Regions from separate parts of the Mus musculus genome. Here regions 1, 3, 4, 5, 6 and 7 are each linked to region 2. The links are chromatin loops, found by intact Hi-C in ENCODE. Cell type or tissue: left cerebral cortex. All regions are shown on one strand.

Region 1 (4,000 bases), 330 kb after region 2:
GGGGGTCTTGAGCCCTGAACTCAGGTCCTCATAATTGTATGGCAAGCACTCTCCCCTACTGAGCCATCTCCCCAGTCCCTGGTGTGCATCTAAAAGGCCTTTAAATGCGTTTTTATTTTTGGGACACAGCATTGATCAACTGCAACACAACCAAATTGTTTGCCTTTTTGTAACGCTAAGGCCTATAAGCTGTAGGCATAAAGATGGGTGGTCAGAGAGATACAGTCTTTTCAAAGCAGTAGCACCACCAACAAAAGCAGATGACTCCTTTCCATGATAATTATGGCCCACATTTTACATGAAGAAAGCTAGGCTCAAGGTTGCTCAGTGATCCACCCACGATGCGCCAAGATGAAAGCGGTCCCAGATGCAGCCAATGCAGCCGCATCCTCTCCGGCCCCTGCTTTTATCATTTGCGGTAGACAGACGAGATCGGGAACTTCTAACATCTCGTATAGCTCTAACGAGCTGTAATTCGGCAACAGAAGTTATTCGCATGGAGAATACAGACTAAAAGCAATTGCTGCAAATTACCACCTCGACAAAAATATCATCGTTGCCGGAAGAGGAGAGGTGCTTCTCTCTCTAGCTGGAGAGTCACCCGCTGTGTCTCAGCGTGCTCTGAACCCTGTGTCCTCTCTGCTGCTCAGTTACGTCCTCGCAACCTTTCCTCTGGTGGTTTTTTTTTTTTTTTTTTTTTCATTTTGATGTCTTTTTTAGTTAAGGACAACAAACAAGAAAAATGTCTTCCTGGCTTTCTCTATCCCTTCATATCTAAATGGCAGGAGAAATCTGATATATTCGTTTTCTCAATTGTCTCCTCTGCCAGAGTCCCTTTAATCCCCTGAGCCATGGCATAGGAGTATCAAGAGACACACAAGAACACCCATAACTTTAGAGTGCTAAGCCCAACTGTCATTTTCAGCTGTCATTGGCCTTAGACCACTGAGTCCCAAGTCACAGTCTACCTCCTCCCCACCCCCAATGCTTCTTTTCTCAGCCTTTCAATATTACATAACCAGCTGTCTGTTTTGGTTTGTTTTCCAGATAATATGTGTCGGAATTGGTTCAGATTAGATTCTGGGGCCTCAGCGTGTCTCCTCACTCTCTCCCCACTGTCTCTTCTGATGGCATTAAATGTGTGTGTTTTCTGTACCTTTAATACTGACAGAAGTCTGAGGCCTGGGCTGTCAGCTCACCAGCTCTATTTAGCCATCCCTAAAGCACCCGTCTTGGCTACTTTTGAACCTCTCTGATGTAAACATGCAATAGAAAAAGCTTAAGGGAGGAAGGGTTTCTTTTTTTCCATCGTTTGGCTCCATGACAGAGAAGGCTTGGGGGTGGGAGGGCCCTGCTCCTTGTGGTAAGTGGTGTCTGTACACAGGGTGGCAGACAGGAAGCAGAGTGAGCGAGACAGGAACCAAAAGCAGGTGTGAACATCAAAGGCCCATCACAGTGTCATACTTCTGACAGAACGACTCTACCTCAGCCTTCAAAATGGCACCACAAAACAGGGGCCAAACATTCAAAGCACGCACCTGTGGGGATTATTGCAGATTCAAACTAAAATAGTACCCAAAACTTAATGTGTCATAAGGGAGTCCACCACCCACAGCCTTCCTGCCTTGTTACCTGGTTTCCCAGCATGCTCAGCGGCACCACCAGGCTTCTTTGTGACATCCCCCTCAAAGCCTAGTTAACGCTGGCAACTTGCCTTCATCCCACATCCAACTGTGATGATAATTTTAAGATAGTGTGTAATTTATTCTTTGAGAATGTTACATGCTTACAGAATATGTTAGACTTCTATCTATCCTCTCTTTCTCCTCCAGCTCCCTCCCTCAAGACTTAATAGTCAACTTGGTTAGATCTGGACTCGACTACCAGACACACCTCTAGGCAGGTGCTTGTGAGGGTATTTGAAGGAACAATTAGTTGAGGTGGGAAAACCCTCCATAAATACACCACTCCATGGGTTGTGATCTTGGACTGAAAATTTAAAAAGAACAAACAAACAACAACAACAAAAACAAAAAACAAAAAACCAACCCAGGTTGAGCACTACCCCTCTCTGCTGACTGACCATGGTAGAAACAGTGTGGTAGCTACTCGCACTCCTGCCCCTGGGAATCTTCCACTCGTGGACATCAGCCAAAATACAACCCTCTTCTCTAAACTGCTTCTTACCAGGTCCTGATTTCAGCAAAAGAAAGCTGTAGCTGACATATCCACCACCATCCAAGAAAGGTTGGGGCTAGAGAAATGGCTCAGTGGTTAAGAGTTGAGACTGCTCTTCCAGAGGGCCTGAGTTTGATTCCCAGCACCCGTGTGACAGCTCACAACTGTCTGTAACTCAGTTCCAGGGGACTTGACACCCTCATACAGACATACATGCAGGCAAACCACCAATGTATATGAAATAAAAATGAATAAATACCTCTTATCTCACTTTCCAAAAGTGTCTCATACCCACTCAGCTTTCTGTGTCTCTACCTGTTACCCTGCTCATAGTGAGAGATGCAACGCCTGAGGATGAAGGAGTCCCTCCAGTGATTCCCATCACCACCACCCTCTGTGCCATCCGCTACTGCCTCGCTCCAGCTTCTCTTTTCTAAGTCCAGAGTGGCCATTCTAAAACACTCTATCTGGAAGTAATTACAGATCACATACTTTCAACATACAGTGAAACAGCATATACATGACTGTTTCCAAGGAGAGGAAAGAGAGAGCATCATGAGGAAAGACTGGACCAAAGCAAGACCATAAACCTGCAGGACAAACTCCAAACTCTGCATCTTCATGTCTGACGTCAAATTGCTCTTCAGATCTCTAACTCCTTTCAGCTTTATTGACTGCATCTCTCTCTCTCTCTCTCTCTCTCTCTCTCTCTCTCTCTGTCTCTCTCTCTCTCTCTCTCCCCCTCCCTCCCTCCCCCCTCCCCTCTTCTCCCTCCCTTCTGCCCCACTCTCTTCCCCCTCCCCCCTCCCCTCGCTAGTTCCATTTTCTGTTAGCAACTTTCCCCGGGCAGGCATCCTATCATTTCTCTAAAGCAATCCAGGTTTCCCTTTCATGACTTCACATAAAGACCTTTCTGAGCCTCTGTGCAGGGACAGCCTGACCTCAGCAGCTTTCCTTAATCATAGAGAGTGATTCTACAACCCCTTTCTGGTATCCTTGGCTTTAAAGCCAGACTCACATGGCCAAAGCCACCATGTTCTTCTGCTCTCTGGAGCTGGAACATGGCCCCCTCATTTTACCAGCTTTCTGTTTTTCAGTGTTTCTTTTACTCTCTAAACTTGTCTGTCCTGGAGCTTGCTCTGTAGACTAGGCTGCCCTTGACCTCAAAGACCTGTCTGCCTCTGCCTCCCCAGTGCTGGGATTAAAGGTGTGTGTCACCACACCAGGCCCTAAGTTTTTTTTTTTTTTTTAATTTTTTTCTGAAGTTGTTAAGCTTTGCTGGGTGGAGTCTTGCCCTGGAGTCACCACTCCCTTTATTATTATTTATTCTTTACACTTTTATCTCCTTGAGCACTGGACTTAGCTCCCTTGTGCTTCCCAGTGCCCCCTTTCTCCTCAAACTGTACATTTTGTAATTTTCCTTTTTCAGCTTGTTCCTTTTCATTATAGATCTGCATAAGAATGGCCAGTAATAGCCCCATGGCGCAGTCAATCCTAGGCGGCTCTGAAATCTCCGCTGGCAACACCATTAATCCAAAACTTCTCCAATTTAGCCTCAGGCAAGAGTTTCAGACAAGGGCAAAAAGCAGTCACATTCTTTGCCAAAATATCACAAGCATAAGAATGGTCTCTGGGTCACTACTAATATTCTTCCCTTCTGAGAAACCTCTTGAGCTAGGCCCCCACAGTTCAAATTTACCTTAGCACCATTTTCTTCCATGTTTCTACCAGGAATAGCCCATTAAGCCCTGCTTAAAGTTTCCTATCATTTTTCTTGTCCAAAGTTCCAAAGTGTTCCCTATTCTTCTAAACAAAATCATGT
Region 2 (4,000 bases):
TACTGTACACGACACAAGAGAACACTTATTGGGTTTACTGTAGAGTTTCTACTTATCACCTAATTTAATCCTAACAACCGAATCAACTGCTCAAACTCAGCCATTTTACAGAGGTAGGGGAAAAAAGTTTTGGGAGAGATTAAAAAAAAATTAACAACTCCAATTCATCCATTTTACAAAGAGAAAACAAAACAAAAAACAAAACAAAACAAAAAAAAAACAAGTTTAGAGAGAGATTATGAAATCTTCCTCAGAACGTGGCCCCACATGACACCTTGCCCATTTCCTCTGAGAAGATAACATTTACCTACCAAGGACAATCCCCTCCCAAAGGGATGAATGACACAGCAAATCATGAAGACATACTTTGGAATCAAACCTGACCAGGTTCAAGGCCAGGCTTTACCCCATTCTGTGTGGCCTTGTTCAAGGTACTTAAGCTCTCAGAAAAGAAGATCAGATTTCCCAAGCTGTAAAATCAGGAAACATTATCCACCCCAAACGGGCTAAGGACTGAGGAGTAAGCTACACAATGTAGAAGCTTTGCCTACCACATGAAAATGCTGAAATATTAATTCCCTGGAAGAACGCCTCTAAGGTAAAGAACATGTATCCCAGACTAAGGTTTTAGATGTATGTTTTCACTTTAGTTAAAACGCATAAGGAAAAGGCGGCTATTACCGTGCTTGCGACTGTAAGCAACACGGCTCTTAACACGGCTATTAGTCGGCATAACACAAACTATCCCCAATCTAACGCCAGGGGAAGAATAAGAAACAGGACGGTCAATGATGGGTGAAAGATAGAGCTCCTCAACTCCCCCTACCACAGAGGCATCAGCTATAGCATCCAAAAAGGTTTTGACTGCACAGAGAATTTAAAGATAAAGCTGTAAGTGTTCCGTTCCGTATTAAAACTAAAGCTTTTAAGCGGTCACGATATTACGAAGTTTTTAAAGCGTGAACTCGGATTGTAAGCCGATCACGTGACCTCCCACAGCTCCCAAGCTTAAATGTTAAAATATGCAAATTCCCAACCTGTAACAGCTTTGTGCGACCCGGTTTTGCAGCCTCCAGCCCCCCTGTCCCTAGCTGTCCAGCCCACATTTAAATCCGCGGTGGAGAAGTGGTTATTTTCAAAGACGACAGCACCACCGTGGCGACTAGGACCAGTGATCGACCATTCTTTCTCGAGAAAGAAATACATACTACAAGGTGCAAAAACAGGACACAATCAAAAAAGCGTAAAGACAGTCACAAGGAGAAAAAACATGAATGAATGTGGAGGGCGGAGCCTGGGAAAACCCCTCTGCAACGCTGCACTGAACAAAGCGCTTCGCATGCCAGAAGGAGGGGGGAATGGAAGTGCCAGCTCCGGAAGGAGCCTAGAGTGGATGCGGAGAGCAGGAGGAGGAGGAGGAGGAGGACAGAGTCGGCGAGAGCAGCAGCCTTGAGACTCCTCCTCGCGCCAGCCTCGCCACAGCCCCCTCCCCTCTCTAGCCGCAACTCCGGCTGGAGCCCGACCCCGCGGCGAGCCCAAGCCGCCCCGCGCCCCTACCCACCGGCCCCGACCCACCAGCGGCGGGCGCGCGCCCTACGGGGAGGGAAACTACCCAGGTGGCCCGGAGTAAACAGGCACTCCGGGCAAAGACCGAAAGGGAAAGCGAGCCACAAAGCCGGGAGGTGCGGAAGCCGCGGCCTGGTCTCCCGCAGCCCCGCCGAGCCCTCCTGCGAGAAGCGGCCGCGGCGACCAGGAGGCCGGCCCTCCGTACCTGCTGGGCTCGCAGGACCGCAGCTCCCGCCGCCCGTGCGGCCAGGACCCGCCGAAGTGGCAAGCGGCTCCCGCACGCAGCATCCCCTCCGCAAGGTCGGCGCCGGCACACGCGCACACACTCACTCACACGCACACCCGCGCGCCCGCCCGCCAGGGGGAGGTGGTCCCGGCCCCCGCCCCCCGCGCCGCGCTCTCCCGGGTGCAGCGCCCCCACCGCCGCGCCCGGCCCCGCACCCGTCGGGAACTGCGCTGCACTTGACAACCGGGACATCAGCACAAGCGGAGCCTCCTCCCGACGGGCACCGAGGCGCGAGCTGGGCGCGGGAGGGACCGAGTGGAACCCGGCGGGAGAGCGGCCTTTACCTCTCCCGGGTGTCCGTGAGGACGGCTGGCAGCGCGAGGGCGGCCAGGGCGAAGGTCGGCGGCTTCCCCCCGCGCGTGGGCGGGGCAGCAGGGGATCCCCGGGGGCGGCGGGGCGGGGGCTGCGGCGGGAGGGCGGGCTCCTGTGAAGCCGGCCCGGGGCCCCCTGCCGCCCCGCCCGCCCGCCCGCCCGCCGCAGGCCCCGCCGCGGGGACCCAGGACGCAGGAGGAGGCGCGGCCCGAAGGGCGGGGCGGGGCGGGGCGGCAGCGGAGGCGGGGCTCCGCGGCCCGGGGAAGCCCGGCCGGGCCGCAGTCGGGGGCGGTTGGCCCGGGAGGAGGGGCGGGGCCGGGCGGGGCCGGATTCTCTTTACCGTCTTTTGACTTTCTAGAGCAGGCTGTGGGCCGGCCCGGTGACGTCATGGTGTCTCCCAGCCCCGCCCCTCGCCCTGGCCCTGGTAGGGAGGAGGAGGAGGAGGAGGACCCTGGAGGGAGGGGGGACCCCAAGGGGGTTTCCTCTGCTCCGCGTAGAGGGAAGGGGAAAATCATAGTGAAACTTGAAACGCATTAACTTTAAAAAATAACTTTTAAAAAAGAGAGAGAGAATGAAAGGGGGCTGGGTTGTTGACTTGGAGGGTCAGAGGGGACGTGTTATTAAGCCCTAAACTGAAACCACTTTTTTGGTGGCGGATGTTCTATTAAAAGACCGAGGAAAGCCAAGGTTATTCCGGAGAGAGCCGGTGCTTCCCAGAGCCTAAGCAGCGGCGAGCGCAGTTAACCCCTCCTTAGCTGCCTGTCAGCTGGGGACTAACCCGCGAGGGAACTTTGGAAGCCGAAGAGGGGGTGCGGGGCGGAGCCACCCAGCAGGCTTCTGGAACTCTGGGGGAGTGAACAGGGAAGACAGACTAATTTATTACAAACCAGAGTTTGACCCCGGCTGCTAGAAAGCGTTAGAGAACGGGAACTGGAAACTTCTGGAAATATCAGGAGAGCTGACTCTGGGGAACGAAGCAGGTTTTCAAGGGTAGGCATAATACTAGCAGTTTGAACTTAAAAATTACACGCATCCACAAAAAAAAAAAAAAGCCGATAGAAGATTGTACGGGCCACCTCAAAGTTGGAAAGAATAAGGTGTTAAAAAAAAAAAGGCGCAAAACAAAAATATTCTTTGTTAAGCGATCATACGCCCACTAACAGCTGACCATCTGTGCAAACTTGTTTTGCTCCCTTAGGCTTTCATAAAGATGTCCAGGTCGTTCCTGCTAACGGTTGACCCCTAAAATCCCCCGAGGAAGTCCTACCTCTAGCTTGCTGGAGCTAAGAAAAGCACAAAGCCCCAGAATGGAAATTATTAAAAATGGAATACTTGGTAATGGCAAGCTTAGAGCCAAAAATAATGTTTTGCAGAGGAAGAAAATATGCCTACCAAAAAGTAAATTTGGTCATAGGAGCAAAGATTATGCAGCTAGAAAGCTCGGGTGGTGGGTAATACTATGTCAGCCTTACAATGAAAGAGTACCATTTTAATATTCCAGTAAGATGTCTTCTATTTTATTAAATGAAATACCCAATGGGTAGGATTCATAAAACATATAATGTAGTTCCCCTCCCCCAGCCGAGCTGTTTGAACCAAAAGATAAACATGCAGACATAGATAATGTGTTAAGATTAAAAACAAAAAGTCTTCAGAAGTCGAGTTTTTGTTACTTGAAACAGAAAGAGAAGAAAAAAAAGTTAAGTGCCAGAGAGAAATTTTTAACTCAATATTTGCTGAAGACAACAGAAATGTATCCATGAACCCAGGATGTCTCCAAGATACAGCAATGCTAAGAGCGTTTGAGAAAACTGCATATCTGGTTTTGATTTGTCA
Region 3 (4,000 bases), 340 kb after region 2:
CTATTTGCAGGTATTTAGCTACTGTATTGGGCGACTAGGGTCCAAGTCTAAGTGTATAATCCATTGTCTTGGATGTACCTCATGCACCATACACTGACAATACAATGCCTTAAATAATTTTATGCAAAGAACAACATGGAACCCTATATATGTGGTGTTGTATTGGTGATTGGGAAGTGTTTTGATTTCCTATCTCTGCTTCTCAAATGCAGGATGCACAATTTACAGTGGCCAGAAGGGATTATTTCTAAATGTTGGTCAATTCACAGGTCCACATCTCCTTAATGAAGGAGAAAAGAAAGGGCATAAGGCTTTATATATATTTTTAAAGATATGTGTTATGATCTTTCACAGTGGCTGTCCCTAAAGGTACTTGTGTCCATTTACGTAAGTCAATGCCTTGGGGACAGTAAAATACTCGAACATTTTTTGGAAATATTTTTGCGCTAGCTCCAAGCTAACAGTATCACAAACTATACAAAAGCAGCCAGCAGAGGTCAATTGTGTGTGTGTGTGTGTGTGTGTGTGTACATTTGCCTTATAAATGCAAGAATCATGATTTTCCACTTACATAGCAGAGTCCACTCTCTCCCCCAATATTCTATCCCTCCCAGCGTCTGTTGCCTCCTATCCTTCCTTCCATCTTCAGGTCTTAGAACTTTTTAGTCTCTGGTCTGAATATTCTCCTTATTCCTTTAACCTACGCATTCCTCCTCAGTCTTCAAATTCAGCTTAAGGGTCCCTGACTCAGGACCACTGGCCACTCCTATCAGTCTGTAAACCTAGACTAGGTTCAACAACAGCCCAGGACTGTGTTCCTTCCTACCCGGGCTTGTTTCTGTAGGTTTCTGTGGGGACTTGATGAGAAAGGAGTTGGTTCTTTTCCTAGACTTGAGACTTCTGTAAGCACAGCACTGGGCATAGTGGGCACAAAGCAAGCAGTCATTGAAAGAACGAATGAACCTTTTTACTATATTTTAAAAGTCTTATAAGGATCAGAACTTGACGTAAATCGGCCAGGATGTGTCAGGATAGTTAGCATCCCAGCATTCTCTTCTGGTGGCCCTGAACAGCGGCAATGAAAAGGAATAGCGGTCGCCTCGGGCATCTCAAAGCAAGAGTGTGCTACTCCAGAAAAGCGCTCCATCAGTTAGGTAGCCCAGAAGTACTCTGTTTTCCAAACAGCAAAACCTTAGCCACATGGTAAAAGCTGGGTCCAGCCCCTCAGCACCAGGCTGCAGGCCGAGAAAGGCTGATAGAAGTTTGTGGGCCGAGAAATTGGATTGTCATTAGGATGCGAAACTCAATAGAGTTTTCTTTCCAGTCCTTAATCTCATCTGGACTTTCCTTTTAACAAACTTGGTGGAAATAATTCACCCCGCGCTTCCACCATCTACTGCCAAGAGCCCCCTCTTAAGAAAGGCTCCTGCGTGAAGCGTTGTGGTGAATGCCCTCTGCTGTGCTCACTTAATAGGCTTCTTTTGCTAGAAGGGACTGCTGATTAGGCGTTCTTTTCAAGCGCACGGTTTTCCTAATAAAAACGTTTGCTGCCACCTGCTGGCCGAACGTACACCAACGTGTTAGCGTCGTCCCATAAAACCCCAATACAGGTCGTTTGCCAAAATAGGCATCATCTAGAGGATTTACATTATTGAAAAAAATGAAAAAAAAATGTTGAAAAAGTTGTCACCTCTGCTCTTGCAATTTGGAGAGCATTTATTTCCCTAAACAGACAGCTTCCTTTAATTGACTTCAAGGGGAATACAAGGTTCAGTTTTTTGAGCTAAAAGAAAGACAGGGGTTGTAAACAATTAATTTCACAAAATAGAAGTGGAACGAGTTGTCCAGACATGTTCTAGGTCCTTCCATCTCTTACATAAGATTCCGAGAAAGTCTGCGGCCATTCCTCATGCGTCTGGCCGGCAGTGAGTGCACACTAATGTAGAACAGCCATGCATTCCTCGTCCTTGACTAAAACCCAAATAGTCCCAGGTTGGTCTGTCTGAAGATTCCGCCAGCCAACTGAATCACACTTCTTTTTTTTTTCTTTTCCCCTTTATGTATTTATTTATTTTCTTCTGGATTTTTTTTTCATTGTTAGCCTTTTTCTATTCATAAACCGTAGGTATTTTATTTTTATTTTTTTCTTGGATATTTTTCTTTATTTACATTTCAAATGTTTTCCCCTTTCCAGGTGTCCCCTTTGGAAACCCCCTAATTCATCTCTCCCTCCCCACCTCTATGAGGGTGCTCCCCCAACCCACCCACTCCCATCCTCCTGCCCTGGCATTTCCCTACACTGGGGCATCGAACACCCTCAGGCTCGAGGGCCTCTCCTCCCACTAATGTCCAATAAAGCCATCTTCTGCCACATATGTGGCCAGCGCCATGGGTTGCTCTATGTGTATTCTTTGGTTGGTGGTCCAGTCCCCGGGAGCTCCGGGGGTGGGGGGTGCGTCTAGCCTGCTGACACTGTTGCTCCCTCCATTGGGCGGCAAAGCCCCTCAGCTCCTTCAGTCCCTTCTCCAACTCCTCCATAGGGGACCACCGAGCTTAGTCCAATGGTTGGCTGCGGACATCCACCTCTGAATTTGTTCGGACTCTGGCAGAGCCTCTCAGGAGACAGCCATATCAGGCTTCCATCAGCAAGCACTTCCCGGCCTCCACAATAGCGTCCAGCTTTGATGACTGTATATGGGATGGATCCCCAGGTGGGGCAGTCTCTGGATGGCCTTTCCTTCAGTCTCTGCTCCAGACTTTGTCTCCATATTTCCTCCTGTATTTTGTTCACCCTACCAAAAAGCGCTGAAGCCTCTACATTTTGGTCTTCCTTCTTCTTAGGCTTCATATGGTCTGTGAATTGAATCTTGGGTATTCTGAACTTTTGGGTTAATATCCACTTATCGGTGAGTACATACCATGTGTGTTCCTTTGTGACAGAGTCACCTCTTCTTAACCCCCCACTCCCGAGTGTGAGGAAAGCAGGATGGATGATGTCTGACATCCTCACAGGCCTCGCATGCTAGGGCTCAGGTTCCCACTGACTGCTTGAACCAGCACAAATTCCTCGTCAGAGACATTCATGCCCTTATCTATGATATCTCTAAAGTCAGCAGTGTGCACGATAATCTCCACATAAGTAGGCCTGTGCAGAGCAGAGGGCAAAGCCAGTGTTTATGGAATGTGTCAGTCTGTGCAAAGGCAAGGTCTGTCTGCCTCACACTCTAGAGAGGAACTGATAGTATAGGTATGCTTGAGGGCACCCGCACCCTTTAGTGCCCACAGGAAACGTGGCTCTCTATCTATCAGACAGTGCAGAAAAACACCCAAGAGGTACCGTGATATGCCTAACTCTGCTGGGTTCATCGCCAGAATTCGGGTCAGCCTGAAGAGCCCACGGGTGATTCCATTTAAGAGCCTCCTTTTACTGGGGAACGAATAGAGACCTGAAGGCCTATGTGACATCATGGGGAGAGCATTTAAGTTAGGGCCTAATGGGGAGGGAGGAGATTATTTGTCCTCAGCTTCTCCTTCTCCAGGTGATACAAAACTGCCCGGTGATGGGGGAGGCAGGCAGTAATGGATATAATACACATAATTGAGTGTCTTCCCCCCATCTCCACTTCAAGGAAATAAAGCCCTTAACGTGAAAGGGAGGTGGTAAGCCGACAGCAGGGAAGTGTCACTACAGCCAATGCTGACATCTGTGTTGTGGCACATGCATGTGTCAGCTTCAGGGCCCCAACACTCTTCAGTACAAGGTGTGTGGACTGCAGGGACAGTGCCCACCTGCATGGAGTTACACACACAGTCCTCTCCAGATTGCAATTGCTCACTCCACCTGACAACTGACAAGCCCCTGGTACCTCCCTTTATTGATCAAATATATGCTGGAACTGGGTGGAGTGTAAAGATACCCTGGGCTTGTTTTAGAGGTATAGGGGTGTGTGTGTGTGTGTGTGTGTGTGTGTGTGTGTGTGTGTGTGTGTGTGAAGACGAC
Region 4 (4,000 bases), 230 kb after region 2:
TATTACAGTGCCTGCTCTGGTACCTAGAGGGAAACCCTTGGTTCTCATCCCCAAGTTTAGATCTTAATCTGTACAGCTCTTTAGTTTTACAGGGTCCAAAAGACACAAGGCTGATGATGTTCACAAAGATGCTTGCAACTCTGACTGACAGGTCTCAGGCAGCTTGAGGGATTACAGATGACAGCACAGAAGGAATGGCCATCAGCAGCATGCAAATAAAGCAACTAGGATGTATGGGTAGCATTTTGGTTCATTCTTTAAACCCAGTGGAGAGATCAGTGCTGAGAAGCCAGGCTTCTGGAGCTAGAACACTGGCTCTCTACCTACTTCCTGTGTGGTTCTAAGAGAGTTACCTCACTTTTCCCCCATCTCAGTTTGTTCCTGTGTGGCACTGAGGAAAACACATCCTCCCACCTCACAGAGCTGAGAGATTTCATTCCACAGCTCCCAGATGGTGTGTGGGCTTCCAGTGGGTGGGTCACAGGTGGATCTCTCCTCCCGGAAGCACCCTCAGCAGGGAGGAAGCTGCCTCCACTAGGGTTAATCCCCTTTCCCTGGGGCTGAGAAAGGGCCACTTGGGGTGGGGGTGGGGGGGAATCTCTGCAAGGCCGCTCAGTGCTCCTCTAGGATCTGCTCTGTCCCCAATCCTTCTCCCTCCCTGCCACAGATACTTCAAGGGTATTATCCTCAATGAATCCCTTCTGGCACATCTCAGAACCACACAAGCTCCTCCTTTTCCTTCTCCTCCTCTTTCTCATTTTTCTTCCCCTTTTCCTCATTCCCGGTAAAGGCAAACTGACACGAGCCACTCCACCCCCCCCCCCAAGCTCCCCCACCACACACCTCTCCACCCCAGGCACGTGTTATCTCTAACACAATTCTGGGTTCCTCACTGGTACTCCAGGGATGTTGGCTGAATGAATTGGTAAGCAGTATATACTTCTAACTGGAGTGAGCCACTCGCCAGGAAACCCCATCCCCCTGCAGGTTGCTCTGTCCCAGGAAATTCTACCACTCACTACCCAAAAGCCACTGTTCCTAGCGACACAGCCTTGGCCAAGGCTTCTTACACTTCTAACCAACACATCCCCACAACTCTTGCTTTCCCTGTTTCTCTCCTCATCATTCCAAATTGTGTTCTTTACATTATTTGTCCTCCTAGTTTTGTTTGTTTAACTCCCTTGTTCATCTTAAGGGAGTTGTATTGTTGTTTTTAAGTTGATCTTTTTAAATTTAATTTGTTTGTGAATGTCACATGAGAGTCCGGTATTTACCCAATTTGACCACTCCCCCCTTCCCCTCCACCTCCCCCACGTCCACTGCTTCTCCCACTCAAATTTAGGACTTCTTCAGTGATCGCTGCTTTACACCCACACACTCTACTGATTCTGTAACTCAGGAGAGCATCTGTTTAGGGCTGACCGCCTGGATTGGATAACTAACTGGTCAGGAAGCTCATTCCTAGAGAACGCTGATGCTCCCTCCCTCAGTAACCATGGATGAATTCCTTGTGGCCCCTCATTGAGGGGTGCAGCCTTGCGAAACGTACCACACCCACCTTGGTGTGTCAACAAGTTGGTAGCATTGTGCACAACTTATTTGGACAACCACCATGTTGTTAAGATTACATGGATGAAACTTCAGCATCTTCTTGTTGTTGCTGTTGTTAACTTTTTATTGGTTCACTGTGAATTTCACAACATGCACTCCAATCCCACTCATCTCTCCCTCCCCTTCTACCCTCCCTCCATCCTTGCAACCCCCCCACGCACACACACACACACACACACACACACACACACACAAAACAGAGAAAAACAAATCTCCCTGCGGAAGCTGTAGTGCGTCCCACAGTATACCCTTTTGTCCATGAGTTTCAGCATCTTTCTTAAAGGCACATGGACGATGAGTGGGATTGTGCACTTCACACAGGCCCAGATAGCCTTGGATGAGAGAGAATGCTAGCCACCTTCTCAGTCAACAGCACCCTCTCCGATACCAGCAGATAAAACATCATTCCCTGTTAGTGCTTGTGTTCTCTTTAATTTTAGAATGGTCTTTCACTGCAAGAGTTGCATCAGGTTGACAGAGGGGTAAGGAAAGTCCCAGGATGACTGAGTCAGGCCCAGAGCCTTGAGCTTGGCACCGGCTCACTACACTCACCCACCAGGAGTCATAATGTCTTCTTCAGGGAACTTGTGGAATCTCCCTCTCTGGAATTATTATTATTATTATTTTAATGGAAGAAATTTTCATTTCCTGGGGTTGTTTAAAAAGGTTTTGGCTCTAGGGCAAGGGAAATAAACTTGATGAGTTGGAGAGGGTAAGTTTCCATGATTTTAAGATCCTAGTGGATTTGTGAAGACATGGAATATATAAACTAAATATCCTTCAGCTACAGTTTTTAAAATTACATTAGTTGTTTTTTTTTAATGTAAATTCAGCTCTGTCACTGGTCATAATTTTGTTAGCTAGCAACAGAAACAGAAAGACAGCTACCAAATATAGAGCAGCGAGCCTTTCAGGAAAAGTCCCAGAACATTCCACTGGAGTAGAGTCAGGGAAGAGCCAGTAGAAAAGATGAATCGGAAACCATTAGCTGTAAATAGCCTGTGATCAACAGGACACCATGAAGCCTACTTTCCTGGGAGCCAATGTCCTAGGATGACAGAAGGGCAGACCACTACCCATTTGGATGACCTGAGGTGATGACCCAAATGCACCCTCAACACCACCCAGGACTCCCTAGAATCTGTGAGTGTGTGTGTGTGTGTGTGTGTGTGTGTGTGTGTGTGTGTGTGATTCTAAACATTGTCTTATTTTTTCCTTGATGGATGAGCAGATCACTATCCATCTGGATAACCTGGTTGATTATCCTCTCGATACCCCTCCAGACTCCCTAGAAATCCAGCTTTTACTACTCCTTATCCTCCAACTCTGTTCAGTGGCCCCTTTAAACCCTAGCTCTAGCCTGTACCTTTACCTTGGCCTGACCCTCAACCTTTTCTCTCCTACACCCATGTGGGACCTGACACTGCCCAAGTATTCCTTGTTAGTAAGGATGTAGCATATCAGTACTCAGATCAGTGGCAGCGAGGCTGCCTCACCCTGAGTTGGCGTCTGGCATATGTCTGCAAGATGGTATGTGTGAACTGGGGGTGGAGGGGGGAGAGATGATTGGCACATTTACAGGGAAGCCAATTTGTATTGATGGGGAGAAACTTCGGAGGAGCTGAGTAATACGCTTTCTTCCCTAATCTGATTTCCATACTCTGTGGCTGACAGGGGCAAGGAAAGGGATGGGCTTGACTCCCTATTAGATGCCCCTTTGGCCAAAAGACATTGGGTAGTATAGACTTCACTCTCTAGGTGGTGGAGGCAGCCTTTCTCTCAGTCTCAAAGAGGGCAGGTCCAAAGAATGGTCAATGTGTATGCATGTGTGTGTGTGTGTGTGTGTGTGTGTGTGTGTGTGTGTGTGCAGAATGGCTGTGTTGATCAACAAAGCTCAGGCCCCAGGGTTGCTTCTGCAAACTGAGGCAGGAAAGGGCTGCTATGGCCAAGAGTATCTGGAACTGAAACTAGGGCTGAGAGCTCTGTGGGAAGAGGAAGGAGAGAGAAGAGGCAACTTCTGACATCCGTGTACAAACGACTGCAGACTCGGAATTCTACAGCTCATGGGTTTTGTGGCAAAGGCACCAGCAGTAGGGCTAAACATTGTGGAGGGAACCTCTGCGTGGCATTTAGAACTGTGGCTCTTTCCCTCCTTCCCACACCGACCCTCAGCCATTGGGAAGCCTCCTCTTCCTCCGCAGGAGCCTTGTGACTCTCGCCCAGCCTGTGATTCTGCCTCTGTGGCCTTGGATAAGCCTTGCCTCATCCTGGGCCTCACCTGAGGTAACTTCCTGGCATTTGTTCCCTGCTCATAGCTCGCTCCCTCAACAATTTCATTCCACCTGAAGACGGTTGACTATCTAGGTCTGCTCCTCCCAGCTGCGTCTCT
Region 5 (4,000 bases), 300 kb after region 2:
AGTGACTCCTCCAAGTCCAACATAATTCACTTCAGGCTCCTTAGCACTTCACAGATGCGAAGGTCTTAGGACAAACTTAGTTCCCTTTCTGATGGTCTGGGAGTTTGTGAATCCTGGAGGCTGCTCTTCAGCTCAATGTGACCAACTCAGCTGGAGAGGACAGGCAGGTGAGCTTCTCCCTTCAGATACAGAGACCATTGAGCAATGGAACCATGGAGCTGGAATTTCCCCAGAAGAAGGACAGGGGGAAAGGAAAGGCTGGGGCTCTACTGCCAGGCACAGGGGAGCTTGTCTTCCCCGAAGAAGTTTTTGTCACCATGTCGACAATTTTCCAGATAGCAAGAACCAGTAGCCACACTCCATCTTTTCCCTTCTCTGCTCTTGACTATTAGGGCTATTGCGTCGGCTTATTGAGGGTGAGTGGAGACAGTTTTCCTGTTAGAGCTGCAAGGTTTCAGACTTGTACTGTAAAAGCTCTAGTGTTACCACCCGATAATTCTGGTTTATTAACTGAGAGACTGGAGATTCAGAAGTCATAGATACCGAATGGTAGCTCTTAACTCTTTTCATTGGTCTGTCCCAGTGATGACTCAGTGATGAACCCGTACAGTCTGCTCCCCTTCAAATGGACATTTGTTAGTCATTATCCCAGAACCTTCATTCACCAGCGCACAAAGAGACTGACGTCATCATTCTGGTAGCAAAACCCCTGAGGGTCAGTAACATTGATGGGTTTTTCTCAATGAAGAATTACCCAAGAGAAAAAAAAAAAAGTCAGACAAAGCTGTTTCCTGCATGCCATATGATTTTCTTAACAAATCCAGTTTCTGTCTCCTTTGTGAAGACTGAAAAAAATCCAATCCTTCCTCTGTGTCTTCAACACATTAGACATTTTTCTTTCAAATCTTTTAAGCCAACATGTGATGAATGCCAGGGTAGAGAACACAGCATCGTTGTGGAAACACCTGCTTTTCTGGACCCAAGCGACTTTAACAAGTGAGTTAGGGCCAGTGACACAGTTCAGTAAGGCACTCTTTTTTTTTTTTTCTTTTAAAGATTTATCTTTTTATTTTATGTATGTGAGTACACTGTATCTGTACAGATGGTTGTGAGCCTTCATGTGGATGTTGGGAATTGAATTTTTTAGAACCTCTGCTCACTCTGGTCCCTGCTTCTTCTGGACCAAAGATTTACTTATCACTATACATAAGTACACTATAACTGCCTTCAGACATGCCAGAAGAGGGCGTCAGATCTCATTATGGGTGGTTTTGAGCCACCATGTGGTTGCTGAGATTTGAACTCAGGACCTTTGGAGGAGCAGTCAGCGCTCTTACCCACTAAGCCAGGCACTCTTTGTGTGGGTACATGTATCAGACCTCAGCACCATCAGAGAGAAAAAAAAAAAAAACATGTTTTTAATCAGACGTTGAGGACAGCCCAGAAAAGGAAACACTGAGAGCCGCTAAGGGTGGCTATGGTTTGAAAGTGTCACCCAAGAATCCATGTGTTAAAATGAACTTCGAAATTTACATGTTAGTGGTAACCTTACCTTTGTGAGGTGATTAGGCTAGATGACACAGCCAGGCGCTTACAGGAATACAATTTTTCGGATGTTCTCTTCACCCCCAGCACAGAGATTCTGAATTTGTCTGCACTATGAACCCCGCGCTAGGTGTTTAAAGATAGTTCTAATACGCAGCCAAAGCTGAAATTCCCCTCCACGTAGAAGAATCCTGCTTAAATTGTCTTCGAACCACTGGCTGCTTTCCTAGCTGCTTTGAGCAGCCAGTGCCAAACCAGATAAGCAGAACTGGAGACCTGGCCTCACTGGGTACGCAGCAGAGGTGAGCTTGAGGCACAGCCTGGAGCCAAACTCTGCTAGAGGCATGGAAGCATCTATAGAGACTTTGGGTCGAGACTTCTCACAGCTCCCTATAGACGTGAACCGATGTGTTTTCCGGGCATTGAACACCAGGCTGTGAGCACCGCGGGGGTGGCACCTGTGGGGATACTTTTGACATTCCACATCAGCATTTTCCCTGGGCCTCCAGCCTGCACATTTGAGAATTGCCAGATCCTGTCATCCCTGGAGCCTATTCCTTGAATGAAATTGCCTTCGACATGCACTCGAATCCGATTGGTGCTGTCTCTCTGCAGAGCCTGACTAACATACTCCCAAAGCGTTGCTCCTTGCATTAGTTCCTTCCTCTCAGTCTACCTCAAGCTTGCTCGCTGCCCACACTCCCTCCATCAGCCCACTCTGTATCATTTGCCTGCAGTCCCTGTGACTCATAGGCCTATAATAATCCTTCGGCTTCTGCTTGCCAAGTTCCCACTCCCTCCTCTCTTCATTCAAGAGTCTTCCCAGATGCCACACCAGCCATCCAATCAAGGGAACAACAGCCCGCGCTTCCTAGAATGAACCCAACCAGTGGAACAGAGTTAACGAAGATCAAATAAATGGATGAGTGCTGTTTGAAAATTAATTTCTGAGACTGTTCCACATACGACCCTCATAGAATGTTGAGTTCCAAGAAGGGATAGGAGCTGCTTGCTTCACAAGACACTTTGTCCCCGCCCACAGCCTGTGTCAATCTGTCAGTCTGTGGCTAATGGAGCTCATAAGCCTCTGGTCCTGGGGCAGGACTTCCTGAATGGGTGCTAAAAGCCATTGTTCTGAATAATGACAGGCTGAAAAGATAGCTTCCGCTACCTCGTAGGATGGCTTCCTATGAGAAGGTCTGGAAGAGTCAGGGAAAGTTCCTAAGAAAGTCACAATCCCTTGATACTGGCTCATCATAATGGCGGCTTCTAGATAGGCTCCAGGGCCTGTGATAAACTCGGTGCGAGCACTTCATAACATCCTAAGCAAGGAGTGCAATCATGTCTGGGGGAGGAGGGTGGGCCAAGAAGCCCACCTGTGTTTAGAGTCAGGAAGCTCAGCTCAGCTCAGAGGTCATTACTAGCTGGAGTAGAAGAGCAGCTATGGCCAGAGTGTAGCAGTTACTATAAAAGATCTCCAAAGGTTCTCATTGCCACCCACATGCTGTAGATGACAAGGAACCCAAATACCTCTCCTCTCTCTCAAATACCAGGAGGAGCCCACTGAGACACACTCCTAATAGTTATTACCATGCTGTGGCCTTGAGGCTCCTCCAAGAAGCTAACTGTCCCAAACACCCTGAATGGTTTGAGGGAAAAGTGATGTCCAAAAAGACCGAAAGCCAGAATGGTTAATTCACTTTCTGTGAGCTCCTAAAATGTCAAGGTGGAAAAAAAAAAAAGTAGACTCTCTAGGCACTCTAAATCCAATTAGTTCCAATTCTACAGCACTTATAGTCATAGGTGACTCAGCCCTGCAGAGTTTGGTCTCTTCTTATGCAAATCGGAAGCATGATGCCAGCTTTCTGCTGGTTACCAGGAGAATAGACAATAGTAATAAGGACTCACCCAATAGCATTTGTTTTTCCTTCTCCGTTCTCGTGATACAAGGGCTCCCTCAATGCCACGAGGGATTTGATTGGTCATCACTTGCAAGCCCTGGTCAGATTTAGTGCTAAATCCTTGGCACACAAAGGAGCAATGCTGACCCAAGGAATAAGATGTGGGTGGGAGGAAAGAAAACTCACTGAGTATCACCAAGAAAGCAAGAGGGTCCCAGGTCACACCACATCGTATATTAAAAAGAATACAAAGAAGGACAATGAAGACAACACATATCACGAATGCCACGGACACCAGAAACCTTAGATTTCAGTGGGTTTTCCCCAGTACTGCATCTTCAGTAATTAACACAGCGTCAATAGAGTCACCTAAAGAGAAGAAAGAGGCGCTGTTGCCATATCCTCCCCCTTCCCACCCAGCATATGGATGGACAACGCTTCCAGGCAGCTCCTGCAACACAGTGCACCAGAAATAAATTCAAACAGCAATTAGGAAAAGACAAGGAGGAGGGCCTGCTCAACATTTGGAGATGGAGTATTCAGAGCACATTTGT
Region 6 (4,000 bases), 49 kb before region 2:
GGCACACCTGAGCTCCCAGCCCCTTCAGTCACTCTGAGAAGCAGCTCTGTGGCTCACTGGCTGGCAGGCTGCAGTCCTGGGAGTCCTCCCCCACTACCTCTCCATGGCAACCGCAGCCACAGAGAAGCCAGTCCACCTCTTACGCAAATGAAAGGAGGCCACAGATGTCAGCAGTCATAACAGCCTTCCCTCCAGACTTAATTTCCTTCTTAAAGTAACAGCTACGCATTCCTTGGTCTCTGTTTTCGAACACCTTTCTGAACTTTGGAAAATCAGAATTAAAAATGAATTTGTCTGACCTTTTACATAAGCTGATAGAAGATCCAGAGATGACTGTGTTCCACTGAGTCCTGACTCCCAATTCCGTCTCTCTGCAAGACCCTATGTATATCTGGTTTCCTAGATAAGAGTCCTTTAAGATTTAGCTAGGCTGCAATTTGGCTCTAGAGAAGGAAACAATAGATGGACCTTGACCATCCGTTAGAATGATCCCAAGCCAACCGTATCCAATATATACTGCCTCCTTTGGAGGCTGGCATTTAGAAAAGTCAAGTTATTTGTAATTGCTCTTTGAACAACTAGTCCATTATCTAGTAAGAATCACATAGAGATCTCAAATAATCAAAAACCCCTTTAACACTTTGTATTTAAACTGTTTAAGTTCATGTCTTGGATATGTATTTAAAGACATAACACTGGTGTCTACTTTGTATGGCTACAGAAGAATCACAGTGGCAGGGTTCCCAAATACACATCACATTAATAACTGATGAGCAGCTAGGGGGCACATTGGAATATGTTTTGATCTACATATTACAACAAAAAATATAAATTTCTGTACATTGTTATTAAATATCTGGTCGTATCAAAGTAAGGATTGTAATTGAAAAAGCATGAGGCAAACTTAAATAGTGGTTTTAATAACCTCTAAAAAGATATTTTAAGGAGAGCACAAGTTGGAACACATCCATGTAAATCAATAACAGAATAGTTCGTTTACACACACATGCATGCACATAAGTTATAAAAATAAAATAAAACCAAAATTGTCATTTACTTATTCCATAAGCATTTATGAAGTCCTATCAATGTGCTGGGCACTGTGACACCTGGGGACAGGTAGGAGGGTCACTCGGGGCCATGAAGATGCATCTCAAGTAGCCAAGGCCAGCCTGGCCTACTAACCCTCAGCAGGATACCAGGACAATCAGACCAGAGCAGAATCAAGAGACAAAAGCAACATGTGAGCAACCCTGGAACCAGACCAGGCTGCAGGGAAACAAAGGGAAGGAAGCGGGTGTTTCTAAGGTTCACGGTCCAAGCAGAGCATCTGAGAGAAGTGAAGGAGACTGGTGTAGCATGATGAAAGGAGCCAGACTCTCACCCTGAGTCTAGAGCAGGCACACCTTAGTTCAGATAACACAGTAACATACTCGGATCAAATTACTTAAATTACTGACTACTCTGTTTCCAATACCCCAGCTCCTACCGCATGCCCCCAAATGCTGAGGCTGAGAGCCAGAACATATTACACACAGCTGCCAGCTGCATACAGTGAGCTGTGTAGTACACACATAGCACAAGCATACCGGAAGCTCTTCCCTGTCAGCCACGCAACGACCGCAGTGTGGCCTGTCATTCACTATCGCAGCAGCGGCCACCTCATGGAGCTGAAGGGAACTGCCCAGCATGCCCAGCCTGTTGTGCACACAGACTGTCCAACTCCTACCCAAGGGCTCGATTTCCAGAACTTAATCCTCAGAAACAAGGTACTCGTTCAGATACTGTCTTCCATGCTAGATTATAAGGGCAAGGACTAGATCTTATTCACTTTTATAACTCTACCATGAGAAATGGCAAAAAATATTAACTGAATGTCTTACAGCCTTCCTTTCAACTACAAGATCAATAATTCTAGAATTTTATTTGTGTGTCAAGTTCAAAAGAGACAGGCAACTCAGGGGTGGCCTGCTGTGGGACTGACACCATCATATATGCTTTGCAAACGTGCTCTGGAGTTTTTCCGTTTTTCTAAGCACACGACTGACTGAGTGAATGCTATTTAAAGAAAACTACATTTTCAGTATTCCCACGAAATATTGTATTCATATGCTAACATAGATAAGCTACACATATTTCCCAAGTCTCTGGCAGTATAGCACTGGCCTATGCCATCAGGCTAGAGCCCTAACATTACTGCAGCTACATTACTGAATCTATGCATATGACCCTTGAAGGTACAAAGGCAAAGTTTGAACCAGATGGGAATTGTCCGATTTCCAGATTTCTCCCAGCTCACACATGGGAAAGAGAAGGGACAACTCACCACGCTGACTTCAGGGACTTAGAAGCTTTCGATTCCATATTTACCACATTTTCCTACTGATTACTGAGAAGCATCCCGAGGAAAGAGTTACTCCTCCCACTCCTCCTCCCTGCCCCAGATTAACATTTCTATCCGTCATTCTCATCAACTCAGAAGGAGCTGTCTTACCAAATACTCAGCAGAGGAGCACCCTGAACAACCTGCTACCAATCAGACTATCCAGGGCAGGAAGCCCACCTCCGACAGCTAAGCAGCAGACTAGCTGTTCTGGGACCTGCTTCCTGCAAGCCTTGGATGACAGAAAGAGAAGAAAAGTTGAGATAACCTCCCGTTCTTTCACGTTGGATTGTGAAACACACAGATGAGCAACACACCCATCTCCTAGAGCACAGACGACGTGGTAGAGGACAAGAGGGAAGCTTGTTTGTTAAAGACAGGAGAACTGCCAAGCAGTTCAAGCATGAAGTTCTCTCTTTAGCAATAAATCCTTGTCCTCCAAGGGACAGTAACTCCGCTAGTTTGGGAGACATATCAACAATAAAATTACATAAAATTAATATTTTAAAACTATGAATGTTTTATTATAAAAACAACTACATTCATAGACTTAAAATATATATAGTGGTGAAAATATCACTTGCATCTAAGGATGGCTTGACGTTAGATAAATATATACCCACAATATATACTCACTGCACAGACAGAGCAAAGCAAGACAATGGTAAGAAATCCCAACTTGCTCCATGTAAAACACCTAGTAGGTCGGGGCAAATAGTAGGTCAGCACAAATCATTTCCAGAACTACAGAAAGAATATGCCCAGAATATCAGCTGTGCCCACTGTGTAACTGTGGACTACTGTGGGCCATCCCATTAAAGTCGTGTTTGTACATTACTAGGCACTGAGTGTCCCAGATCCAGAAATCAAAGTTATCAAAATATTAATCCCTTATAATAACTGTTTTTTAGAGCAGTCTCAGATTGACAGCAAAATTTGTTTAGAAAGTAGAGTTGTTATACACCCCCATACCACAAGCACTTCCCCCCACTGTCAGAATCTAGACATCAGCCCCACAGTGGATCATCTGCCACTCAAAGAGCCTAAACTGAGTGTCACCATCACCACACCCAGAACCCCTGATGTGATCCGTGGACTGCACTTCAGCAGCATTGGTGCCCACCGTACAGAACAGCTTCCCCTCTCTAACATCCTCTGTGCGCTGCCATGTCTCTCTCCTTCTCCACAGCCTGCCGGGTTACTGTCTCCATAGGTTACCAGTTCCTAAGTGCCACACAGCTGGATTCACACACTATGAAGCCATTTCACCCTGGCTTACTCCACTCAGTCACATGCAGTCAACCTTCAATTTGTCTCCCTTGCAAATAAGAACACATTTTATTTTGATCAAATTCCTACTTCACTGTCACCCCTCCATGTCCCATGTTCCTCCCTTCCTCCCTTCACATCCTCTTTAAAAAGTATGTGTGTGAGTGTGTTGAGTGTGTGTGTGTGTGTGTGTGTGTGTGTGTGTATGTGTGTGTACACACCCATCCTTGCTTTTGTACATAATAAAATATGGAGTCAAATTGTCTGCAGGCACATGGACCATCTACCCATACTGTAGCAGGGGTAACATCTTCCTGAAACTGCTCCAAGTTTAATCTAACCTCCCAG
Region 7 (4,000 bases), 250 kb after region 2:
CGCGCGTCTCTTTTCTCCCTGTCTCTCTCTGTTTCTCTCTGTGTGTGTTGCTGTGAATTCTGTGGATACATGTGCTGTGATCTACCTGCAAAGCTCAGAAATCTTCGGTATCAGTTCTCAGCATCGTCTATAGGCTCCTGTTCAGCTTGTTGGTGCTGAAGATAGGGTTCTCCTCCCTCTGCCTCCCATCTTCTCCTGAAAATGCTAGGATCACAGATGTGCTCTACCCCTGCCAAGCTTGTACAAGTGTTCTGGAGACTCAAGCGCAGGTCCTCACTCTCTAGCAGTAGTAACTTCTCCACCAAGTCATCTCTCCAGTCACCCCTCTGCCGCTATGCATTTTTAATGTGTCACCTATTGAAGGATATGAAGTATCTTTGAGTCATAAGCTCAGGGACAACCATTTCACATCACCTCTGATTCCAGTCCGTTGTAGCATGAAATTCTAAAAACGTTTTCTGGCCATTTTCAACTCTTGATTAGCATCCTAGTCCATTTGCCCGTGTTATGACCGAATACTGGAGATGAAACAATTTATAAAGAAAAGGGATTTATTCAGCTCAACAGTCTTAGTGACGGGGAAGCTCAAGATGAAGTGGCTGTACCTGGTGAAGGCTTCACACTGTAGTATGCGGGTGGCATCAGATGCTAGATCTGCATGAGAACTTGTCAACCCAGCATATGGAAGGGGGCAGGGAAGGAGACCCCTTTGTATAAATGTGTGATGATTCCATTGTTACAAAGGGCAGACTAATGTCCTCTTGAAAGATCCAGTCCAGTTCCTTCAGAAAGGCTCAAATCCTTCTCAAAGGCCCCAACACTGCAACAAAGTTTCAGCGGGAATTTTGGCAAGAGGGGGCCATATTGAAAGCACAGCCACTGTGTTTACATTGTGAGCAGAAAAACAGTGCTGGAGATACAATTTCTCCTGTGACTCCAGAGAGAGGGGGAGGGGGGGGCGTTTGTAAAGGCAGTAGATGGACAGGTAAAGGCAGTAGATGGACACTCCTGTGGACACATGGTGGGGAAGAGCCCCAAGCTGCTGCAAATGTTTAGGAAGCCCCAGCACAGAGAAGCACAGCTATTAACCCTGCCCCTAATTTGGACAGGATGGCAGGCCTAATTACAGGGGTGTGGTTGAGCGGGTTGAGCAAGTGTTGCTTAGAAACACCATCGAAGTTCTTGCTTTCTTCTGGACTTCCTAACCTAAGGTGGGTCCCTCTGTCCTCCCAACATTCACCAGAGTGACCCTGAGAAGGCAGATGAACACTTAAAAGCCCAGCAGGGAAACCAGAAACAAATCTTGGCTTTGGCAACAGTTACTTGCTGGACAAGAACTTCGCCATACTTGCAAACAGAAGGGCATCTAATAATGACCTGCCTCGGGATTGCTATCCACTGCAGGCTTTTTGTTAACTAGAATCCACCAGACTCTCACTAGGCCTGCTTTCTTCATTTCTGGAGAACCTGGATGACCTCAGCTTGCCTGGTTTTGTTGGATTTTGGGGGAGTTTTTGTTTGTTTGTTTTTTCTTCTTTCTTTTAATCCCAATTCAGAGACATTCCAATTTGTGCTGGACTGGCCTGCTTTCAAAGTTCCATTTATTCTTGGTGCTTTATCAATAGACTGTTCTCATACAGGTCACAGATTTTTAAAAATGCATCTCGATTTCTAAATCAAAGTCAAAGGTATTCATACGTCATAAAAAACACGTAGATGTCTTCTGAGAAGCTGCAGGGATTTAGGTAATTGAAATCATCCAGTGTGCTTGAGGGCTTGCTAGTGGGCCCCACCCCCCTCCTGTGTGAATCAGCCAGCCCTCACTTCCATGGCAACCGGCAACCGAGTATAATACCCCAAAAGGAAGCATGACTTCGCTGAGGCAGACACTCAAAACAGCAGATCCTGGACTTCTCTGAAATACCAAGAGACAAAAATAAAAACCTAAGTAGGTAGGAGAGACCAAAAGCCCCTGGATTCTGGAACTGAATGAAAGTGTCCTTGATCGCTTGATCGGTCGCCTGGTGTGTGGCCTGGGTAGACTCCCCAGGCAGATTTAAATGGACGCCCAACCCCCTTCCTGATAGGCAGCCAGATTATTCTCAGTGCCCAATAACCCCACAGGCAGCCACTGGGGGTGGGGATAGGGTGGGAGGGGGGGTGACTAATGCAGAGACCCAGCCTTCAACGCTGCTGCCAGCCAGCCCTTTCCCCATTCCCCATAGCGCTCATTCCCTTGCCTCTTCACCTCCTCTGCCCATCACACACCACTTTTGTGCTACTTTCTCCTCTCCCCCGGGGTGGATTACCAGCCAGTAGAATAATCCTTGTGAGCATTACCCAGTAGCCTCCTGGATGGTCTAGTAAAAATGCCAGAGGCTTCCCACGCCTGCATGGATTCTCAGCTCTTCATGCTTTGTGACCTGGCTTTTCCAACTTCCAACTCTTCCTTTCCATCAGGTCTCCCAATCCATGACTTAAAGATCGCGAGTGTGTGCAAAGGGCCTTGTTTTGCCATCCCTGCCCGAATCTCACCAACTCTGTTGAAATCACTGTTCACTGGTGCTGTGGTTTGAATGTTCCCTCACTAAGTCCAGTGTTGGAAACAGTCTCCAGTCCTGCAGAATTGAGAGGTAGAACCTTAAGTGGTGATTATTAGGTCATGAGGGTGCCCCTCTTTATGAAAACATCAATTGGACTTAGTAAGAGCACAGTTAAGTGAGCTGTGAACAGGGTCCCTAATAAAAAGATGAGTCTGACTCTCCTTTCTCTGCCTTCACCATAATCCTTCACCACGAGAGCATCTACTTTTCAAAGCATGATATAGCAAGAAGACCCTCACCAGATGCTGAGCCTTCAATGCTGGACTCCCCAGACTCTTGCACTGTAAGAAATATGCTTCTTTATAAGTTACACAGACTCTGGTATTCTGTTACAATGATGCTAAGCAGGCTAAGGCATCTGTCTGGTTTCTTTCCCCTCCTACCATCTTCACCTATTTGCTGGATTCACCCACTTCTAAAGTAGTTGGTACAAACAAAGCTGAAGACTGAGGAGAGGGGCATAGGCAGGGACTTTCTCCAGGAAATGTTGTGCCAGGGAACATTCGTGGACCCCAAAAAGACCACCAAGGAGCTGATTCTGATACAATTATATTAGGGTCTCTTTACTCAAGCTCAAGCTTGGGCCACACCACTGTCCATGTTGCAGGAGGACAGGCCCTGAGCCCAGTATCAGGCAAGCATTTATAGAGGCAAGAACTCCGTGTCTAACCTAGTACACATCTGATAGGGGGCGCCATTATGGCCTTTAACATAATTGGCTGGTGCTGGGAGCCAAACCATAAACTTAACTTCTGTTTTCCTCCTGATTGGTGGTTGTTAGGAAGTGAAGTGTCAGGGGCGGGGTTGTAACCGGAGGTATAGATTTTTTGGGGGGAATAACCTGAAAACCTGGGGCTAGACATGGGTCTTGTTAGGGGGGGAGCCTAGCAACTGGTGCTAGGCACTGGCCTGTTAGTGAACTTGAGTTCAATCTTAGGTCAGGTTTTCTAAGATGGATGGAGACTGAACCCAGGATCTGGTCTTTCCGAAGTTTAAGCATGCTAAACCACGGGAAAGACAGGTGTGTACAGCACAGTCTATGAAGTGTGAGTGAGATCTGCTCCAGTTAGGGGTTTTGGTTTTTTTTTTTTTTTTTCTTACTTCAGAAATTATTAGATTACCAAGGATACACCTGCAACCTTTTAACAGCCCCGGGCAGCTAAAAAAAAAACAAAACAAAAAAAAAACAAAAACAACAACAACAACAACAAAACGACTAGACATCAATATTGAGTGACTCCATGAATGCAAAACCTGAAAGTAAGTGGTGAACTCGCCAGTCAAGGAATCCGTCATCAAATCAAAACAACCCTGAGATTCCACCTCACACGAGTCAAAATGGCTAGGATCAAAAATTCAGGTGACAGCAGATGCTGAGGAGGATGTGGAGAAAGAGG

The links. Peaks named below come from ENCODE experiments on the same cell type or tissue, not always from the same donor. Only the 100,000 strongest peaks of a DNase experiment are listed, where the experiment ranks them.
Region 1: it touches region 2 in a loop (4-fold over the local background); 12 of 42 quality-filtered maps call a loop at or near these places.
Region 3: it touches region 2 in a loop (4-fold over the local background); 12 of 42 quality-filtered maps call a loop at or near these places.
Region 4: it touches region 2 in a loop (5-fold over the local background); 7 of 42 quality-filtered maps call a loop at or near these places.
Region 5: it touches region 2 in a loop (5-fold over the local background); 15 of 42 quality-filtered maps call a loop at or near these places.
Region 6: a loop joins it to region 2, with 3 times the contacts of the local background. A loop is called at or near these places in 13 of 42 quality-filtered maps.
Region 7: a loop joins it to region 2, with 2.4 times the contacts of the local background. A loop is called at or near these places in 3 of 42 quality-filtered maps.

The regions. Positions count from the first base shown.
Region 1 is chr13:41,715,941-41,719,940 of GRCm38, reverse strand. No RefSeq gene overlaps it. Among named protein-coding and RNA genes, the nearest start is that of Gm40925, 41 kb to the right of the region's middle. In left cerebral cortex, no CTCF peak of the experiment used is centred here; DNase peaks (open chromatin) are centred at 377, 1,021 and 1,662; H3K27ac peaks cover 1,276 bases.
Region 2 is chr13:42,050,227-42,054,226 of GRCm38, reverse strand. Hivep1 (human immunodeficiency virus type I enhancer binding protein 1) reads right to left here and starts at 2,206. Exons shown (of 9, transcript NM_007772.2): 1 at 2,137-2,206. It overlaps Gm28707 (a long non-coding RNA gene), which reads right to left. Exons shown (of 2, transcript XR_001780922.2): 2 at 3,660-4,000. In left cerebral cortex, a CTCF peak has its summit at 1,924 (motif pointing right); DNase peaks (open chromatin) are centred at 2,553, 2,922, 3,326, 3,704 and 3 more places; H3K4me3 peaks cover 3,550 bases; H3K27ac peaks cover 3,235 bases.
Region 3 is chr13:41,707,183-41,711,182 of GRCm38, reverse strand. No RefSeq gene overlaps it. Among named protein-coding and RNA genes, the nearest start is that of Gm40925, 32 kb to the right of the region's middle. In left cerebral cortex, a CTCF peak has its summit at 1,566 (motif pointing left); a DNase peak (open chromatin) is centred at 1,533.
Region 4 is chr13:41,819,244-41,823,243 of GRCm38, reverse strand. The region is part of intron 2 of Adtrp (androgen dependent TFPI regulating protein); the gene reads left to right. Among named protein-coding and RNA genes, the nearest start is that of Adtrp, 26 kb to the left of the region's middle. In left cerebral cortex, no CTCF peak of the experiment used is centred here; DNase peaks (open chromatin) are centred at 1,991, 2,582, 3,146, 3,525 and 3 more places; H3K27ac peaks cover 1,982 bases.
Region 5 is chr13:41,747,348-41,751,347 of GRCm38, reverse strand. No RefSeq gene overlaps it. Among named protein-coding and RNA genes, the nearest start is that of Gm40925, 72 kb to the right of the region's middle. In left cerebral cortex, no CTCF peak of the experiment used is centred here; DNase peaks (open chromatin) are centred at 885, 2,257, 3,461 and 3,970; H3K27ac peaks cover 888 bases.
Region 6 is chr13:42,099,239-42,103,238 of GRCm38, reverse strand. The region is part of intron 2 of Hivep1 (human immunodeficiency virus type I enhancer binding protein 1); the gene reads right to left. Among named protein-coding and RNA genes, the nearest start is that of Hivep1, 49 kb to the right of the region's middle. In left cerebral cortex, a CTCF peak has its summit at 1,668; DNase peaks (open chromatin) are centred at 1,228, 1,569, 2,133, 2,446 and 1 more place; H3K4me3 peaks cover 486 bases; H3K27ac peaks cover 2,353 bases.
Region 7 is chr13:41,799,384-41,803,383 of GRCm38, reverse strand. All of the region lies in intron 4 of Adtrp (androgen dependent TFPI regulating protein), which reads left to right. Among named protein-coding and RNA genes, the nearest start is that of Adtrp, 46 kb to the left of the region's middle. In left cerebral cortex, no CTCF peak of the experiment used is centred here; DNase peaks (open chromatin) are centred at 223, 1,832 and 2,298; H3K27ac peaks cover 2,019 bases.